Regions from separate parts of the Homo sapiens genome. Here region 2 is linked to region 1. Evidence: read pairs that join two places in POLR2A ChIA-PET (ENCODE). Cell type or tissue: CD4-positive, alpha-beta T cell. All regions are shown on one strand. Each heading gives the region's core, and the rest is flanking DNA. Links, peaks and the distances in the headings are about the cores only.

Region 1 (2,919 bases), core at 315-2,814:
GAAGAGAGAGATTTTCCTGCTGGTTGATACCTTGACTACCACCAGCTGAGTCTCTGAGCAAAGAAATCGGCTAAGCTGTGCCTACTCCTGACCCACAGAAACCGTGAGATAATAAATTTGTGTTGTTTGAAGCCACTGTTTATGGTCATTTATTACAGCAATGGAAAACTCATGCAACAAAGGGCTTGAATACTGAAGACACAGTAAGAAGACTGTAGGCAATCCTGGAAGCCCCAGAACCCCGGTCACAGAAGCTTTTTATTAAAAAACTGTAGCTTCTGCCTTGAGGAGAAGCAGCAGGATGGACACATATCTGGTTTGACACCACCAATCATGACCAGACAGTCAGAAAGCAAAGTGGCACAGTTCAGGAACAGTATTTCAACCAACCATGGTATATTATGAGATTTCTGGTTGGGACTGGGCTGGTAAGAATTCCACAAGCAAACAGCCATGTCAACATATCTTAAAATCTATCATTCTACAGTGACTTCCATTTGCATTTCAGTAGAGCTTTAGCGTGTATATCAATATTTTTTATCCATCAGCTTCCAGTGAAACAGTCTGGCTCCAGGAAGAACAAGTGCCTGGGTGCCCAGCGAATGCAGTTTTTGTAGTTTGTCATAAAATTGCTTTCTCCCAATCATGAATTCTCTTTCATCCAAAGAGCTCCTAGTGTTTTATTCATAAATATAATTATCCTCATTTTACAGATGAGGAAACTGGGTCATAGAGATTTGAACACTGTGAATTAATAACAGCAATAGAAGAAAAACTTGCCTCAAAATGCAAATGATTTACTTTCTCTTCTCAGTTATCATTGTGTATGCAGCTATCATATACCTATATATGCATATACATACACACACATATACATATACATAGAGGGAAAGAGTTCAATTTTGCAGAAGTAATTTTCAAGCTCTTGTTTTCACAGTACAATATCGCGGTCCCACTGTATTCAGCCAGGAGCACTCACAGTGTTTTAACTCCAAGTAAAATTCAGATGCGCTTTTATGTCAACATGGGCACACACACAAAAATTGGGACTGCCTATGGGGCGCACTGGCAATAGGGCCCTATATAATTCTATGTTAGAGACAAAAAGTTAAAAAAAAATCCTCCTTTATAAATACCAACATTGTGGAGTTGATAGCAACCAGGGATTTGCTTTGTTAAGTTGCTGCCTGGGCTGATAGCTGGCATTCTTCTGTGGGGCTAGGAATATGAAAAGAGACAACCAGCTCTGCCTGGGATGTGCAGAGCCTTTGCTGTGGTCTGAGTTGATTCAGTCAAGCCTTCATCACCAGAGATTTGAAAAGCCGGTGCAATCCTTACCAGCCCAATCCAAACCACAAATGTAATATGAGGGCTGGGTGCAGACTGCATCCTGTTTTAGAAACATGAAGCCCGCTCTATGAAACTCACAAGGACCCCTTCTCTGCTCCCCACCCTCCCCCTTGCCTTTGGTTAAATATTAATAGAACTCCTTTAATTTGAGTTCAAATTGTGTAAAGGAAAATAGACTCTGACACTGATTTTGGTATTTCCCACTATTATCTAGAGTAAAAACTGACTAATAAAAGTTGTTCAGTAAATGATTCTTGCACAAAAATGAGAAAGTCCTGTCTAGTGTTCTTGAATCTCTGTCCTCCAGTCCATTCCCACTACCCCAACTCACACCCTTGTTATCTTCTGCCTATTTTAACAGCCTCCTAACTTGTTTTCTGTTAACAATTTATCACTCCACCAAAGCTTGAGTAATATGTCCAAAACATATCCTAACCCTCCTACAGCTTGAACTCTTCAACTATATGCTCTGCTCCTCTAAGACAGAAAAAACTAAGACCAAGCTCCCTGACATACAGACAAGACCCCTGATCTGACTTTGGCCACTTCCTTGCCAGATCTCACACCTTTAATAACATTTTCTTCTCCAGTATCCCAGGATTGCTCAGAGTTACATGCATAATGTCATTTCTCTTTGCATCTCTGCCATTGCTGTTGCTGTTGACTCTGTCTGGAGGTCCATTTCCTCTTCTTGGCACCCTCTACAAAATTCCACCCTGCCACTCAGTTTCCCTCTAATTGAAAAATATATATAGCCTTAAAGAATTGGCTTAGGGTTCTTTGCTTTCAGAAAATTGTGTTTATCACCCTTTCCTTCTCTAAATCTGAGCTGTGCTCTATGCTCTCCTATACCTAACTTCATAACTACACTTGCCCTATGTTACAGTTATCTGTATGTTTCTCTGTTTTCTCTCTTTGGACTATGAGGTTTGGTGAGCAGGGACACAATTATATGCATCTGGCTATGCCCAGGGTCGAGCACTGGGTCTCACACACAGTAGGGGCTCAATAAAGTGTACTGAAAGAATGAATAGATGTCAGGAATTGCTGATCCAAGAACAAGTGCATGAATGGCTGCAAAGGTCTGTTGTAAGTACTTAGCCTCCTACGCAGAAAAGGGTTAATTGCCGCTTACCTGGAGTTCTGAGTGAATTTTACTCTCTGGTGTCAAACTCCATTTCCATTCACCTCGCCCTTATTCTAATGACATAGAACTGGACAAATAGGAAAGAGCACCCATAGCACAATTTCTGCTGATGAATATTTCAGCAGGTGCCTCTTGGCTAAGAGTCAAGATGAAAGCCTGGCTCCAGGCAAATTAAGAGGGGAAGAAAGACTTGTAAGTACATAAGGCTTTGGAGAAATGCCCCAGTGCTGAGACCTCGACAGGAATCCTGCAATTGAAAACCAAGAGATCACAGCCCAGAGTACTCTCCATGTCTCCTCCTGGGCTTGAGTGGGGGATCCGGAGGAGTCAAGCTGCTCTCAGAGGTGGAGCACCGGCCACTCCCAGAACACTCAGCATCAGCATGCGAGGCGCAGGGACCAGACTGCCCATCCATCTGTAAA
Region 2 (2,919 bases), core at 250-2,749, 86 kb before region 1:
TCATCAATTATCGCTGTATCTGTGTATTTATCTATCCATCCATCCATTATCTATCCATTATTTATATTTAGCTATCATATATATGATGTACATATTCACATCTATATATACATATACTTTTCCATCTCCAGTAATTTTTATATCTGTGATTAAAAATTTAAAAATATAAATTTAATATCTCCCTTATAAGTTTAAAATACTTTATTGTTCTTTTCTTCTCTCTTCTTCCTCTTCAGAATAAAGTTGAAACTCCAGTGTCCTTTTACCCTCCAGGGGCCTCTCCTACCTCATTCCCTCTAACCCTGCCACCAGACCCCTAGGAGAAAAGGCTTCAGCTCAAACCTCAGTGGACCAGGCTCTCTTGCACCTCTGGACCTTCTCATATGCTGCCTGCTGCCCTTGAAGGGTGGTGGGCTGCTGTTCTTCTCAGTGTCCCTCCCAGTAACTGGTCAGGGAGAATGCCCAGGCCCTGTCTTGCTGGGTGAGAGGAGGGAGGGCAGGCGAAAGAGAGAGAGTGGAGGAAGGAGAGCCCAAGCCAAGTGTTGAATCTTCAGCATAAAATCTGTCTAAAGTCCTTCTTAGTTATAGTGGGGAAAGGCAGGAACTGGTTGTAAGGCAGGAATGATGGCAGCAGGGTGAGGTTTTCTAAACTGACTGCTCACACTTTTGGAGTTATTTATTCCTTGAGAGAGTGGTTTCTAGTACTCCCTAATTTTGTGTTGGCACATCTACCCAGAGCCAACTTCCTAAACAAGCCAAGGGCCATGCACAGAAACTGGAAAAGATGAGAGGGACTTCTCCATGGTTGGAGATATGCACTTCATGTCACTCCCATCCCTGCATAAAATCCTCCTGCGATCTCCATAGTCTTCCATATAAATTGAACACTTTATTCCAGGTTCTAAGGTCCTCCCTCCTGACCCTCAGCACACCATCTCTCCCCCTCTCCCAACACCCAAGCCTGCATGGGTCCCCTGGGAAGTTCTCTGCATGGATCATTCTGTTTCACTTCCTCAGGCAGATGATCAGTCTGTTCCCTCTGCCAGGGGTGACTATGAAGCCACTCTTAGGTGGACACACTTGTCTTGACCATTCACATGTCCACTAGGTATTAACTCTGCTGGAGTGCTTTCACATCCTCCCTAAATCCAGCCTCCATCTCCTCATCTCTACCTCTAAATTGAACCCTCACTCTACCCATGAAGGGATGGGTTGTATGGTAGAGTGTGTGGAGACAGGGATGAATAAATGGACAGGTGAGTAGTTGAGTGTATGGAGGGATGGATGAATGAATGAACAGGTGGATGGATGAGTGTGTGGAGGAATGGATGGATGAATGGATAAGTGAGTGGGTGAATGGTTGGGTGATGGATGGATAAGTGGATGATGGATGACTCGGTGGCTAGATAATGGATAGATAGTGGGGTGCATGCATCTGTTTGAGGTATGTGAGTATATGATGATCATGATTATGATGATAACAAAATGACTCATTGGATGCAGAGAGATCCGTAATAAAAATGTCATGTGAGAGGCCTGAACTAATGTAGTGGCAGAAGATAGGCAGATGCAAACATAAAGTACAGGATGATTTTTAGGAGTCATTGATGTCATCAATGAAGGAGAGGAAGCTGTTGACAAAAACAAGTGATGCAGCCCAATGAGTATCAGAAGCCTATGTCTGCTAGTGCTGCGTAAAAGCTAAACATATTTCTTTAGCACCTGCTGCATGTTTCACACAGTGGGGCACTAGGGGGCTGTGAATGTAGTTGCGTGGCACATGGTTGGCTTCAGGATGATGACACTGTAGCTATTAGTCTAAAGAGAATTGAGGATGCAACTGCTCTAGAAGGAAGTGGGTTTATTATGTAACTCATTAAGTCAGTGATTCTCAGCCTTCTCTGTACATCAGAATCACCTGGGGGGATTAAAAAGCTACACATGTGGAATTTACAACTTCTATTCAACTGGTCTGAAGTGGTCTCAGGTATTGCCCAGATGTGAATTCAAGGTGTGAACTACTTCATGAGCACACTAATTAATAAAATTCAGCCTCCAAAATTTCTACTCATTTTTCCAAATGGGTATTGCCTATTTGGCAACACTTTCTTTGCTTACAGAGCCAGTCTGCCACCCTCTTCCCAACTTCTGTAGCACTTTGCTCACATCCTTATTAAACCAAGTACTGCACCATTTGCCTAGCTGTGCCAGAGGTCTGTCCCTTTCCCTCACTGAGGGCATAGCCAGAGATCAGCTGGCTGCAGAGGACAGAAACCTGAGGACATTTGGAACTTAACTGCAAAAAAGATCATGGGGCGTTCTAGGCAGTGAGAAGGCTTGTTTTCCTTGGAGATATGTGGCATCTCTTCCCTTTAAGCACCTGCCTCATCCTTTTTGCAAGTTGTCACTGGGCACATCGTGAATAAGACTGCTCCACAGTGAACAAGAAAACAGGGGCTTCATCTCCTAATTCACTGTGGGGCTGATACATGGCCAGATATCCATTCCTGATCCAATCAGCTGAGGCCAGGGAGACAAAACCTGTGTTGCTTAAATTCACTTTTCCCTAGAAGGCAGAAGAGAGCAGGTCTCCAAAGGAGGGCTTATGGCTGGGAGAAAGTGACCAATGCCTTGTCCCATCCACCTCCTTGTCAACCCAGTTTCTAGCCCAGGATGCATAATGGGTGCTCAGGAAAGACTTTTTTTTTTTTAATCAAAAACTGGAACAACTGAATCCTGAGAGCCTGGCTAGTGATAAGGAATAATTTTCTCCCAAGTTCCAGAGGCCACTTGGTACTGTCTTAGAAATGGATTGAGATTTTACAAATCTAAGTCATCCTAATTGGGTGAGTGAGGAAGACTTGAAGAAATTTTCCCCTTTCCTAAATGTCATATATACCTCCCAGAAGAGCAATACCC

What was found. Peaks named below come from ENCODE experiments on the same cell type or tissue, not always from the same donor. Only the 100,000 strongest peaks of a DNase experiment are listed, where the experiment ranks them.
Region 2: POLR2A ChIA-PET joins it to region 1 with 9 read pairs; 3 of 35 experiments call an interaction of 5 or more read pairs at or near these places.

Annotation. Positions count from the first base shown.
Region 1 is chr14:98,017,218-98,020,136 of GRCh38, reverse strand. No RefSeq gene overlaps it. Among named protein-coding and RNA genes, the nearest start is that of LINC01550, 41 kb to the right of the region's middle. In CD4-positive, alpha-beta T cell, for the core only: no CTCF peak of the experiment used is centred there; a DNase peak (open chromatin) is centred at 1,296.
Region 2 is chr14:98,102,760-98,105,678 of GRCh38, reverse strand. The region is part of intron 1 of LOC105370655 (a long non-coding RNA gene); the gene reads left to right. All of the region lies in intron 3 of LOC105370653 (a long non-coding RNA gene), which reads right to left. Among named protein-coding and RNA genes, the nearest start is that of LINC02295, 32 kb to the left of the region's middle. In CD4-positive, alpha-beta T cell, for the core only: no CTCF peak of the experiment used is centred there; a DNase peak (open chromatin) is centred at 1,778.